Regions from separate parts of the Homo sapiens genome. Here region 2 is linked to region 1. Evidence: read pairs that join two places in POLR2A ChIA-PET (ENCODE). Cell type or tissue: Panc1. All regions are shown on one strand. Each heading gives the region's core, and the rest is flanking DNA. Links, peaks and the distances in the headings are about the cores only.

What was found. ChIA-PET counts read pairs that join two places held together with the same protein. Peaks named below come from ENCODE experiments on the same cell type or tissue, not always from the same donor. Only the 100,000 strongest peaks of a DNase experiment are listed, where the experiment ranks them.
Region 2: POLR2A ChIA-PET joins it to region 1 with 11 read pairs; 6 of 35 experiments call an interaction of 5 or more read pairs at or near these places.

The regions. Positions count from the first base shown.
Region 1 is chr16:30,028,437-30,035,319 of GRCh38, reverse strand. TLCD3B (TLC domain containing 3B) reads left to right here and starts at 4,049. Exons shown (of 5, transcript NM_031478.6): 1 at 4,049-4,917; 2 at 5,805-5,888. The coding sequence starts at 4,793. RefSeq lists a silencer at 80-169 and an enhancer at 5,996-6,840. In Panc1, for the core only: CTCF peaks have their summits at 2,677 and 2,909 (motif pointing right); a DNase peak (open chromatin) is centred at 2,897; H3K4me3 peaks cover 386 bases.
Region 2 is chr16:29,958,433-29,965,315 of GRCh38, reverse strand. TMEM219 (transmembrane protein 219) reads right to left here and starts at 3,237. Exons shown (of 6, transcript NM_001083613.2): 1 at 3,184-3,237; 2 at 2,008-2,209; 3 at 1,727-1,916. The coding sequence starts at 2,172. RefSeq lists a silencer at 2,955-3,404 and an enhancer at 3,755-3,864. In Panc1, for the core only: no CTCF peak of the experiment used is centred there; a DNase peak (open chromatin) is centred at 3,495; H3K4me3 peaks cover 1,751 bases; H3K27ac peaks cover 1,530 bases.

The sequences.
Region 1 (6,883 bases), core at 1,605-4,104:
GGGGCCATGGCTGGTGGAACTGATCTTTTACTTTCAGAATGAGTTTGTGGTGAAAGCAGAAGCAGAGTGTGGAGTGGAGCTGGAATGTGGAGTCAAAAGACACCAGCAGGCTGGGCGTGGTGGCTCACGCCTATAATTCCAGCACTTTGGGAAGCTGAGGCAGGTGGATCACCTGAGGTCAGTAGTTCAAGACCAGCCTGGCCAACATGGTGAAACCCTGTCTGAACTAAAAATACAAAAATTAGCCAGGTATGGTGGCAGGTGCCTGTAATCCCAGCTACTCTGGAGGCTGAGACAGGGGAATCACATGAACTCGGGAGGTGGAGGTTGTGGTGAGCTGAGATGGCGCCACTGCACTCCAGCCTAGGTGACAGAGTGAGACTCTGTCTCAAAAAAAAAAAAAAGAAAAAGAAAAAAAGACACCAACAGTGGGGTCTTTTGTGAGTCATTTAACTTCTCTGAACTTCAGATCCCTCACTGGTAAATGGGCTTAATAATAACACCCCACTTTCCTTTCTTCGTGGAGATGTTGTGTGAGGATCATATGAATCAGCGTCTGTAGAGCAGGGGTTGAAAACTGCTGCAGATAATATGAGGGCTGTGGGCTCTGCAGGGATGATATAGGCTGGAGGACTCACCTTCTCTGCTGAGGGCCAGTGCTGCTCAGCTCCAGCCACTGATAATGTTATATGGTTAGAACGTGGGCCAATATTTTCGGAGTTATGATTCTTTGTCGTTGTTGAGACAGGTTGAGACAGGGTCTTGCTCTGTTGCCTAGGCTGGAGTGCAGTGGCACGATCATGGCTCACTGCAGCCTTGAACTCCTGGGCTCAAGCAATCCTCCTGCCATAGCTGGGACTACAGGCAATGCACCACCAAGCCTGGCTAATTTTTTTTTTTTTTTTTTTTGGTAGAGACAGGGTCTCACTATGTTGCCCAAGCTAGTCTTGAACTCCTGGGCTCACAGGATTGTTCCTTCTCAGCCTCCGAAGTGCTGGGATTACAGGCATGAGCCACTGTACCCGGCCTCTTCTTTTTTTTTGAGACAGAGTCTCACTGTGTCACCCAGGCTGAAGTGCAGTGACACCACCATGATTCACTGCAGCCTTGACCTCCCTGACAAGTGATTCTCCCTGAGAATCGGGCTGACTCCTGAGTTTCTTGGACTACAGGTGTGCACCACCATGCCTGGCTAATTTTTGTACTTTCAGTAGAGGCGGGGTTTCTCCATGTTGCCCAGGCTGGTCTTGAACTCCTGGGCTCAAGTGATCCTCCTGCCTTGGCTTCCTGAGTAGCTGAGACTACAGGTGCATGTCATTGTGGTGGGCTGTCTCCCAATTCTTTTTATTTTTTTGAGATAGAATCTCACTCTGTTGCCCAGGCTGGAGTTCAGTGGCTCAATCTTGGCTCACTGCAACCTTCACCTCCCAAGTTCAAGCAACATTTCTGCCTCAACCTCCCGAGTAGCTGGTATTACAGGTGTGCACCACCACGTCCGGCTAATTTTTGTATTTTTAGTAGAGACGGGGACGGGGTTTCACCATGTTGGCCAGGCTGGTCTCAAACTCCTGATCTCAGGTGATCTGCCCACTTTGGCCTCCTAAAGTGCTAGGATTACAGGCATGAGCCACCACGCCCAACCTCTTCCAATTCTTGAATACTGATAAGTAACTAAGAATTTATTTAAGAACTACTATACTGACAACTGCATACTGGCCAAACAAAACATGTCTGTGGGCCGGATTGGGCCCTTGGGCTGCAGATCTATGACCTGTGTGACAAAGCTTACCATAAAAGTGCAGTATCAGCAAACCACAGGAGGCGTAGGAGGTACACGGAACACAGATTTTACTAGGGTGTCTACGTGGATTCCCTGGCAGACAAAAAAAGCCTGTCTCTACTCATCCAAAGTGAAACCACAGTTCCATGACCAGCCTTGTAGTCCTCAATCGAGTAGTTACGGTGGCCGCCCATCACCCAGCCTCCCCAGCCTCTGTCCTTTTTGCAGTTTTGCTCATGAGTGGCTTTGGGGTTATGCAACTATGGTTTTTTGGTTTTTCTGTTTTCTTTTAAGATGGAGTCTCGCTCTGTCGCCCAGGCTGGAGTGCGATGGCACGATCTCGGCTCACTGCAACCTCCGCCTCCCAGGTTCAAGCAATTCTCCTGCCTCAGCCTCTCAAGTAGCTGGGACTACAGGCGCATGCCACCATGCCCGGCTAATTTTTTGTATTTTTAGAAGAGACGGGGTTTCGCTGTGTTAGCCAGGATGGTCTCGATCTCATGATTCGCCAGCCTTGGCCTCCCAAAGCGCTGGGATTACAGGTGTGAGACACCTTGCCCGGCTGCAACCATGGGTTTGAAACCCAGCTTTCATCCGGGCGTGGTGGCTCCCACCTGTAATATCAGCATGTTGGGAGGCAGAGGTGGGTGGATCGCTTGAGCCCAGGAGTTTGAGACCAGCCTGGCTAACGTGGTGAAACTTCATCTCTACAAAAAATACAAAAATTAGCTGAGCATGGTGGTGTGCGCCTGTAGTCCCAGCTACTGGGGATACTGAGGTATAAGGATCATTTCAGCCCGGGGAGGTTGAGGTTGCAGTGAGCCATGATCGCGCCACTGTACTCCAGCCTGGGGGACAGAATGAGACCCTATCTCAAAAAAAAAAAAAAAAAAAAAACCCCACAAAATTTCTAAACCTGTTTCTTCTGTAAAACAGGGATACCAAGTAAGAACCAGTAGAAATCACCTGGTACTGTGCCCAGCATGTAGTAAAAACTCAGGGAGCTGGATCCCCTTTCCCCCTCCCGTGAAGGGCTGAGGACAGGAGCTAGGTCCGCTATTGTCTCTACAACCGTCTCTAAATCAGCGTGAGACTTCTTGGGTGCTTTCCTACAGATTGCCGCTAGAGGGCAGCACAAAACAGCAAATCCCAGTCCCTGGCCTTTCTTTGGGGGAGGCGAGGAGTGGGCTCTGGCAGAGAAAGGCAAACCATAGGGTTGACTATTGAACTTGGAGACCAAAGGAGTTTGCATAACAGGCCCTTGTCATGCTGAAGTCCACAGGACAGTTGGGAGCAGGATGGGAGGCCAGAAGTCAAAGGGGGCAGTGTCTCTGGCTCAGGTCCCACAGCTCCACCCGGGCCCAGTCCCCAGGCCTCACTTTCCTTATGGGCCAGTGAGGAGCTTGCACCAGCCCACCCCGCAGTCCTTTCCCACTCTGAAACTAGGCTGTATGTGGAAGTTGCAGAGAAAGGGGAGCTAGTAGCATTAAGGAAACTGAGGAAAAAGTGAGGGGTGGGAATTTAGAGAAGGCCAGGAGGGGCTGGCAGTCTGAAGAACAGGGCCTGGGCATCCTAGGGCTCCCTGGGACTTCCTGAGAGGCAGCTGCCCCGCGCTCTCGCCACCGTTTCCCCTTCTTCCACTCCTTGCCCCTCCAACGCCTGCAATGAGAGGGCTGTGCCACTTCTGAACTGGGTGACCTCAGGGAGCCTCAGGATCGTTGATGGCCCTGTGGGAAGGACAGACGCAGTGACCTCGGAGCTCCTGCAGCAGACAGGACATGGGCAGCCCTGCAGCACAGTCAGGTGCCCCCTCTGGCCAATGTCAGCTTCCTTCCCCGCCATCGGGTGAGGGGGCCTCTGGCTCTGAGGATGCTGTGTTGAGATGTTTTTGCTCCTATCCCCTCCTTCAGCTCTTCCTTCTGAGAAAGCACCACTTACTCCCTCTCCCAGGGAACGCTCTCTTCCGCTGGAATGGCCACCCAAAGCTCGGACCCGGGGCAGGCCACAGAGGGATGGCTTGGTGAGGGAGGAGATGCCAGGCATTTGCAAAGTGCTGATGGGAAGCAGGGTCAGGCCCCTGTGGGGGCTCAGGGCCCCCTCCCAGCTGGCCAAGGAGCCCTGGGCCCCCTTCCTCCCCAAGAGAAGAGCTGGCCCCTGTCCCCTGTCCCCAGCAGCCCCCTGTGCCACCGCAGCTGCTGTTCCTTTAAGGGCCTCCCCCTCCCTCTTTCTCTGCTCCCCCCATCTCTGTCGCAGCCGCGGCTGTGGCTCAGAGCTGCATGGGGAGACGCCGCTGCAGGTCCGGTTTCTCGGTGTCTGGTCGGTGCCATCATTTTCCTGCCCCTCCCCCGTCCTCCCCAAGCTGGCCACTTCCCCTCCCCCTCCCCCTCCCCACCGAGGGGGCAGGGGGCTGGGCACGGAGTCTCTATGATGATGCCATGTGCGGTGTCTGTGCCGGGCGGCAGGGACTGGGGCGGCAGCGAGAGGAGGCAGTGGAGCCAGGAGAGCGGTGGTGACCGCTGACCGCTTGCCCGGCTGCTCCTCCGCTCCCTCCCGCCCACCTCCTTCCTTTGGGGCTGGTACTCAGACCCACCCCCACCCCCTCCCCGCCTCCTCGGGCCCTCCCAGCCTCTCACGTAAGCCTCCCCTCCCCACCTGCCTGGTGGCTCCCTCCCCTCCCCCATCCGCATCCTCCTCCTCCTGTCCCCTCTTCCTCTCTGTCCCTCACCAAGCCATCCCCTCTTTGCCTCTCCCCATCCCTCGCTGGCCTGCTCCTGCTCCCCTTCTCCCATCCTCCCCTCCCCCGTCTCTGCCCAGCCAGCCCCCTCCCGACTCCCCAGTTTCATCGGACTCCCTGGCCCCATCCCGTCCCCGCCCTGGCCCCTTTGTGCCCCTTCTCATCGTTTTCTCCCTCCTTCCCGGGCTTGGCGTCCCTTCTCCACCCCTAACTCCTTCCACTCGGCCTCCCTGCCCCTTCACGGCCCGCCTGCCTCCCTGCCCAAGTCCTGAGCCACCATGCTGACCCCGATGGTGGCCGGGGGGGTGGTGTTCCCCGGACTCTTCCTCCTCTCCAAGAACACGCTCCAGCGGCTGCCCCAGCTACGCTGGGAGGAGGCCGACGCAGTCATTGTCTCAGCCAGGTAAACCACTTTCTTTCCCCTCAGCCCCTGTCTGCTTCTTGGGCTTCTCAGGGAATGGAAGGGACCTGGCACTTCTCTGGACCCTCAGCGGTGGGGGACTGGGAGCTCCTGTGGGGGTCCGGGGCTTTACCCCCAGGCTTCCTCTCTCCTCACTGCCTGCCTTGCTCACTGTTCTGGGAGACCTCATCCAGCCCGGCCATCTGGTCTACTAGTGTTCAGCCCGCCTCTCTCTTCTTCCCCGTACACCCTCCCACCCTCCAAAACAGGGCCAGCATGCGGCGAAGACATTCCTATAAGACATTAGGGACTGAGGCCAGGGCCAGACAGCTAGGTGTCATTCAGGGTGAGTGTTTGGGGGCCAGGGATGGAGGAGTGGATGGTACAACTCTACACCCCTAGAACAGGGCCAGAGTGCAGAGTGGAGGCTGGTGGCAGTCAGGAGACAGTGGGAAAGTGACTGGGGAACTCGGGGTCACAAAGGGTCCAGAGTGAGGCCTGCGTCATGACTGGACAGCTAAGCGGGGCAAGAACCGGCCCAGGCTCCCCTCGTGGGGAGAGGTCCAGGCCAGCAGTTCACTCTCAGTCTCACCTCAGGACAGACACCCTGCGGGCTTGAGAAGAGGGAGACTCAGTTTCCACAAATGGGGAAGGAAGAAGGTGGCAAGGAGTGGGGTGGACTGAGGAACAGCAGCCGAGCGGGCCGGAGAGCCGTGAGGTACCTGTGGTGGGGCACACCTCAGGCAGCCCAGCCTTGGGCGAAGGCAGGCAAGGACTGGCCCGAGAAGTGGCTGAACGCAAAGCGCAGTCGTTAGACTAGCAACGAGGAGAAATCAAGGCACACGCCTCTTCCCTTCTGCCTTTCTAGCACGCCTCCCTCTCTCCCCCAGGCTGGTGTCCTCTGTCCAGGCCATCATGGCCTCCACTGCCGGCTACATCGTCTCCACCTCCTGCAAGCACATCATTGATGACCAGTAAGTGCTGCGAGACACCCCCCTGCCCAGGTGCCAGTGGTTGGCGTGTACGGGTAATCCCGGAAGACCCCACATCTTGGAGGGAACTCTGTCTGTGGTCCCCAAGCCCTTAACTTGGGCCTGAGCAAGTTAACTGCAATAACCGCAACTCAACACCCAGGGATAAATTTATCCTGTCCTGTCCTTAAAGGTCAGAACCAGGGGGAGAAGGAGCGGGGATCAGAGAGGATCCTCAAAGCGCTTTCTAGTCGGCTTCCAGGTCTCCCGTGTTGTCGTGGTTCCCCACCTCCTCCCTGCCTTCCACCCCAGGAGGCAGACCCCATTTCCAGCCAGCACCCAGATGGGGTGCCCCCTCCTCATGCCAGGCTCACCCCTCAGCCCTTCCCATAATCCAGGCATCCGGCATCCACTCCATGCCTGAGGGAGAGGACAAGGGAGAGATGACACGCACAAGGCCACACACGGCCAGGCAGTGCGGGAGGGGATGAGGGTGAAGAGGCCAAAATGTGGCCAGGCAGCTGCTGCAGTGTCTGGTGGTTGCCAAAAAGGCCCAGAGGTGTGCAGGCAGGAGGCGGGGGGACGGGGAGGAGAGGGGCCCTGTCCGTGGTGCTGACGGCCGCCCTAGGTGACCCACGGGTGGCCCGTTGCAAGTTGCCTTAGAGGTGCCCACAACGCCCCCTTTGTAGCTTTCAGCACCGCTTCCCTTCTGTGGCAGCCACTGAGTCCCAGGGAACATTTGGACGCCCCTGATGGGGGGTGCCCTGTTTCTGTTTGCCTCCTCTTTTCCCGAAGATGAGTTGCCTCTTCTGTGGTGAGGCAGCGGCCCTTCCTGGAAGGGCTTCAGCGAGAGGAATTGAGTTAAGTGGCAGCTGCAGAGGACAGTTCTTGGCTTAACTCTTTCTTCAGACCCCGCCCAGGGACTTGGCTGCTTCTTGGCCTCTGCCCACCCCTTCCCTCCCCTGCTCCAAGCTGAGCCTGGGATCCAGCACTTCCTC
Region 2 (6,883 bases), core at 2,403-4,902, 71 kb after region 1:
GGACACATTCCTTATTTTTGTTAACATACATGTACATCTGGACATGCAGAGACCCACTCCCCCGACACATATATACTCACAGGAGAATCTTAGAATGATAGTGTTGTAAAGGACCTCAGAAGTCAGAAAATACCACCCTCTTCCATCCCTCTTTATCTTAGCATATTTTAGATAAGGCCAAATGTCACACAGGGATTATTGGCATCCACTGACATTTTCACATTCTCCCTATCGCTTGTCATTTTCCCAGAAGACTATAGCTCTTTGGAAATTGATGGTGTCTAATTTTTTTCTGCATCTTTTGTGGCATACAGAACTATGCTAAGGAAAAAGGGGCCTCTAGGAGGAGGTGGCTAAAGGATGAGAAAACATTAGGTCAAACCTAGCCCATTTCATCCTACCTCCAAGGATAGACTCAAAGAACATCAGAACTGGCAGAGGAAGAAAGCATTCATAGAAAACCTACCCTGTCGGCAGCATGTTCACTGAAAGCCCTAATCACAGAAGTGACTAAAGTCCAGGGATGTGCCCAAGGTCATCATTGGTGAGGTCAGAGGCAGGGCCCAGCCCTGAGTGTTCTGATACCCGACCCCACAGTCCTCTGTGATCTCACCTTACTTTTTTTTTTTTGGCGCAGGGTGGTGGGGGGGGCGCGGGGCGGGACAGAGTCTCTGTTGCCCAGGCTAGAGTGCAGTGGTGTGATCTCTGCTTATTGCAACCTCCGCCTCCCAGGTTCAAGCGATTCTCCTGCCTCAGCCTCCCAAGTAGCTGGGACTACAGGCACCTGCCACCACACCTGGCTACTTTTTGTATTTTTGTTTGTTTGTTTGTTTGAGACGGAGTCTTGCTCTGTCTCCCAGGCTGGAGTACAGTGGCACGATCTTGGCTCACTGCAACCTCCACCTCCCGGGTTCAAGCAATTCTCCTGCCTCAGCCTCCCAAGTAGCTGGAACTACAGGCTTGCACCACCAAGCCTGGCTAATTTTTTTTTTTGAGACCGAGTTTTGCTCTGTTGCCCAGGATGGAGTGCAGTGGTACGATCTCGGCTCACTGCAACCTCCGCCTCCTGGCTTCAAGTGATTCTCCTGCCTCAGCCTCCTGAGTAGCTGGGATTACAGGCACGTGCAACCATGCCCGGCTAATTTTTGTATTTTTAGTAGAGATGGGGTTTCACCATGTTGGTCAGGCTGGACTCAAACTCCTGACCTCATGATCTGCCCGCCTCGGCCTCCCAAACTGCTGGGATTACCGCTGTGGGCCACCGCAACCAGACCACCAGGTTAATTTTTGTATTTCTAGTAGAGACGGGGTTTCACCATGTTGGCCAGGCTGGTCTCGAACTCCTAACCTCGTGATCTGCCCTTCTCGGACTCCCAAAGTGCTGGGATTACAGGCATGAGCCACCGCACCTGATTTTTTTTTTTTTTTTTTTTGAGACAGAGTCTTGCTCTGTCACCCAGGCTGGAGTGCAATGGTGCGATCTCGGTTCACTGCAACCTCCATCTCCTGGGTTCAAGCGATTCTCCTTCCTCAGCCTCCCGAGTAGTTGGGATTAGAGGCGCCTGCCACCATGCCTGGCTAATTTTTGTATTTTTAGTAGAGATGGTGTTTCATCATGTTGGCCAGGCTGGTCTTGAACTCCTGACCTCAAATGATCCACCTACCTTAGCCTCCCAAAGTGTTGGGATTACAGGCGTGAGCCACCACACCCAGCCTCTGATCTCACCTTTCAATCCCATCTGACTTCCCAGGACTGTGGCCTGGAATGTCCGGGTCTTGTTCCTGTCTGGACCGTCTCCGAAGTTCAAGGTGGTCAGCAAGCCCACGACGTGAGACCCTCGCCACTTCCCTGTGACTGTCCCATTCCTGGGACACAGGGTCAGCTGGCCAAAAGATCTCAAAAAAGAGACCCAGTCCTGTGAGCAAAAGAAGACGGGTGAGATGAGATTAGCAGCAAAAGCCTGTCTAGGTTGGAAGGAAGAGCGGGTACGGGGGTGGGGAACTTACCTGGGGGATGTCAGGGCTGCGCAGGCCAGTCCTGTGGGTGAGGAGGAAGCTGCCAAGGCCCAGGCCAGAGAGGCCAAGGAGCAGCAGGATCAAAGTGGCACAGACCAGAGGTGGGTGGTGGGCCAGACACAGGTGCAGGTTGTGCCCTGCCTGGCAGTTGCCCATGGGGAGCAGAGGGGGCTGAGCCTCCGGGGAGAGCCTGCTGGAAGACAGGGAGGGAGAATGGGACAAGAGCACCGCTTTTACGCAAAGAGAAAAGAAAGCTCAGAGAAGACAAAGGACTTCCCAAGGCCACACAGTAAGTGGCAGAGCCAGAACAAGAATCCAAGGTTCCCGACTCCAAAAGTTCAACTCCCTGCACTGCTGGATAAATATTTGCTGCATTTCATTTCTGAAGTAATCTAAGTGGAGGCAGAGCAGTGTACTCCGTGCTGGAAGAAGGAAACTGAAAGGGAGACTTCTCAGCTGGAGAAACAGGAAGCACTGTTCTGGGGCGAGGATTTGGCTGAGGAATAGTTCCAGCCAGAGCCCAGACAAGGGAAGACTCTGGAGAAGAACTCCACTGTGCAGCTAAACGGCTAGATCTGAATCCCTTTCTGTTATTCACTGACTCTGTGAGCTTAAGAATCCATGAAATGGGAGTTCTGAGAACACCAAGTAATAAGGATTAAACGTGGCGGATGAAGCAGTCTGCGTGGTATTTGGCCATGCAGGAATTCAACAAATGTCCACTTCCTTTCTCTTTCTCGTACAGATCCTCAAAACCGGGTAAGGCGAGGCAAAAAATACTGTGAGGGAAACTGAGGCTCGCGGACTTTAACACAGGAGGGGTAGGGCCAAGATCTGAACCCCGCCTCCTGCTTCCAAGTGGGGTGCTCCTTCCCACGCAAGGTGCGACGGCCTGATGGAAAAGAACTTCTGGAAGGCGAAGAGATAAACAGGGGTCGGGGGAAAAGAAGGGAGCCACGGAAATGTAGGTGTCACAAATGCTCAGCCCTGCCCCGCCTCCCGTCCGGCTGGAAGGGGGTTAAAGGGAGGGGAGGGCAGAGTCTGAGGGTCCGCCGCCGCTGGTGCACCTGAGCACCCCCTCCCCGGAAAGCCCCCGCCCCGAACGATTGCAACGCCCTCGTCCCCTCCCGGTCTCGCGCGTCGGATCCGCCAGCCGCTCGCTCTTACCCCTCGGGGCCGGGCGGAGGCCGGCGCCCCCCGCGACGTCACGAGCGGGGCCGCGAGGGGGCGGGGTCCGTGCTCTGCGCTTCCGTCCCCGACCCTCCTCCTCGCGCGGCCCCGCCCCGCGGCCGGGTCCGCATGCGCAGTGGCCACGCGGGCGCCAGCCTCGCAGCTCACCGCCAGGGTGGGGGCGTACCAAAGGGACACCCAAGGAAGGAGCCACCAGAAAGGAAAACCTCCGTGGGAGGGGTGGAAACGGGAGCGAGGCCAGGGAGCAAGTGCGAGAAACGTCGCAGAACCCGTAGGCTCCCTCCAGAGAGACTGGCGAGAACTGCCCCAGAAGCTTGTCGCGGGCATTTTTGGGCTGTGCGTCCCCTACCCGCGCCAATAGCACAGACCAGCCGCGCCCGGGTTCCCGGTGAGGACTCGGCATCCGCTCAGAGTTGCAGGGCTGCCACTTGAGGACTCTGTCCACTGGGGCTGGGAGTGGTGTTTTGGACTCCGCTCTTCTGTGCACCCCGATCTGCACCTTTCTCGTGGACCCTGACTTTTAGTGACTCCTTAATGTATAGGATGCTGGAGCTGAAGAGTTGCTCAGTAGAGAGCATCTCAGTTCACTTCTGCCCAAGTTTTGGAGGTGAGAACATCTGACTGGAGGTAGCATGACACATGGAGCCAGGAACTTTGGGTTCAAATCCTGACTGTCCGTACCCTCGCATAAGCCATAGCCGCGCTCTCAGGGGACTAAGCTTACCCCTCTACTAAAGAGGATCATCCTATCTATCTCACCGGTTGGATCAGAAGCTTAAAGGGTAAAATGTGGGAAAACATGGGCCCAGTGCCCACTAAGCACACAGGACAGATGCTACTTGAAACGGAATCTATTTAATTCGACTGTGGCTTCCTTAAGGCAGAGGCCATGTCGTTTGTATCAACAGCCACAAAAGTTTGTGGCACAAAACCTTCGCATATACAAATGATTTTTTTTTTTTTTGAGACGGGGTCTCAGTCTGTCGCCAGGCTGGAGTGTAGTGGCGCGATCTCGACTCACTGCAACCTCCGCCTCCCGGATTCAAGCTATTCTTCTGCCTCAGCCTTCCGAGTAGCTGGGACTACAGGCGCACGCCACCACGCCCAGCTAATTTTTGTATTTTTAGTAGAGACGAGGTTTCACCATGTTGGCCGGGATGGTCTTGATCTCTTGACTTCGTGGTCTGCCCGCATCGGCCCCCCAAAGTGCTGGGATTACAAGCGTGAACCACCACACCCGGCCGATTTTTTTTTTTTTTTTTTTTTTTTTTTGACAGAGCCTTGCTCTGTCATCGCCCAGGCTGGAGTTCAGTGGCACAATCAAAGCTCGCTGCAGTCTGGACGTCTTGGGCTCAAGAGATCCTCCCGCCTTAGCCTCCTGGGTAGTTGAGACAGCCGGTAGTCACACGCCACCCACCATGCCCAGCTAACTTTTGCATTGTGTGTAGAGACGGGGTTTTGCCATTTGCCATGTTGCCCAGGCATGTCTCGAACTCCTGACCTCAAGCAGTCCTCTCGCCTCGGCCTCCCAAAGTGCTGGGATTACAGGCGTGAGCCACTGTGCCCTGACTAGTCAAATGATTTTTGACAAGGGTGCTGTGGGCGTTCAGTAGAGAAAAGAGTCTTTTCTGTGCATCGAAGGACACAACAGGCTGGGCACGGTGGCTCAAGCCTGTAATCCTAGCACTTTGGGAGGCCGAGGCGGGTGGATCACCTGAGGTCAGGAGTTTGAGACCAGCCTGGCCAACATGGTGAAACCCCATCTCTACTAAAAGTACAAAATTAGCCAGGCATGGTGCCGGGCGCCTATAATCCCAGCTACTCCGGAGGCTAAGGCTGGAGAATCGCTTGAACCTGGGGAGTGGAGGTTGCAGTGAGCTGAGATTGCACCACTTCACTCCAGCCTGGGCAAAAGATCAAAACTCTGCCCCACAAAAAACAAAAACAAAAAAAGGAAAGGACAGTGAAAAGGCAACCAACAGAATGAGAGGAAATATCAAATCATATATCTTATAAGGGGTTAATATCTATAATATATAAAGAACTCCTACAACTCAACAACAGCCCAATCTCAGCTCACCTCAACCTCTGCCTCTCAGGCTCAAGGGATTCTCCTGCCTCAGCCTCCCGAGTAACTGAGATTACAGGCACACGCCACTATCACCTGACTAATTTTTGTACTTATTAGTAGAGACAGGGTTTCACCATATTGGCCAGGCTGATCTCAAACTCCTGACCTCAAATGATCCACCCGCCTTGGCCTCCCAAAGTACTAGGATTATAGGCGTGAGCCACCGCGCCCGGCCTAATTTTTTGTATTTTTAGTAGAGATGGGGTTTCATCATGTTGGCCAGGCTGGTCTCAAATTCCTGACCTCAGGTGATCCACCCGCCTCAGACTCACGAAGTGCTGGGATTACAGGTGTGAACCACCGCACCAGCCAAGTATACCAACATTTTGACTTAATCCACTCAACAAGCCCTCAAAGTGGATGTTATTCTGGAAAGCTGGCCCTTAGTTTAAGTCAGGGGTCCCCAACCCCTGGGCCGTGGGGCCAGTACCAGTCCGTGACGTGTTAGGAACTGAGCCGCACAGCAGGAAGTGAATGGCTGGTGAGAGAAGCTTCATCTGTATTTACAGCTACTCCCCATTGCCTGCATTACCGCCTCAGCTCTGCTTCCTGTCAGATCAGTAGCGGCATTAGATTATCATAGGAGCATGAATCCTATTGTGAACTGCGCATGCGAGGGATCTAGGTTGCTCCTTATGAGAATCTAATGCCTGATGATCTCTCACTGTCTCCCATCAACATCAGATGGGACTATCTAGTTGCAGGAAAACAAACTCAGGGATCCCACTGATTCTACTTTATGATGAGTTGTATAATTATTTTATTATACCTTATAATGTAATAATAATAGAAATAAAGTGCAAAATAAATGTAATGTGCTTGAATCATCCCGAAACCATTCCTCCCCTGGTGGAAAAATTGTCTTCCATGAAACTGGTCCCCAGTGCCAAAAAGGTTGGGGACTGCTGGTTTAATTTAACCAAGGTCATACATATATTAGGTGGCAGAAGTTGGGTTATGATTTAAGCCTGACCACAGCATGGCATGTGGGAATGAGAAAGCCCTGTTGAGGCTCGTTCATTCAATAAGCATCTGTTGGCTGCCAGGCTGTGTATTCTGTGGGCTGGGAATATAGTGGTGGACAAAGTATTCATGATCTCTGGCCTCCTGGAACTACAATCTGGCATGTTCAGGCTGGGCGCAGTGGCTCATGCCTGTAACCCCAGCACTTTGGGAGGCCGAGGCGGGAGGATCACCTGAGGTTGGGAGTTCAAGACTAGTCTGACCAACATGGAGAAACCCCATCTCTACTAAAAATACAAAATTATTCGGGCGTGGTGGCATATGCCTGTAATCTCAGCTACTTGGGAGGCTGAGGCAGGAGAATCGCTTGAACCCAGGAGGCGGAGGTTGCAGTGAGCCGAGATCACGCCATTGCACTCCAGCCTGGACAACAAGAGCGAAACTCCATCTCAAAAAAAAAAAAAAAAGCAACAGGAAAAGTGCATGTTTGCCTAAACCTTTTTTCTTCTTCTTCTTTTTTTTTTTTGGAGGCAGAGTTTCACTCTGGTTACCCAGGCTGGAGTGCAGTGGTGCGATCTCAGC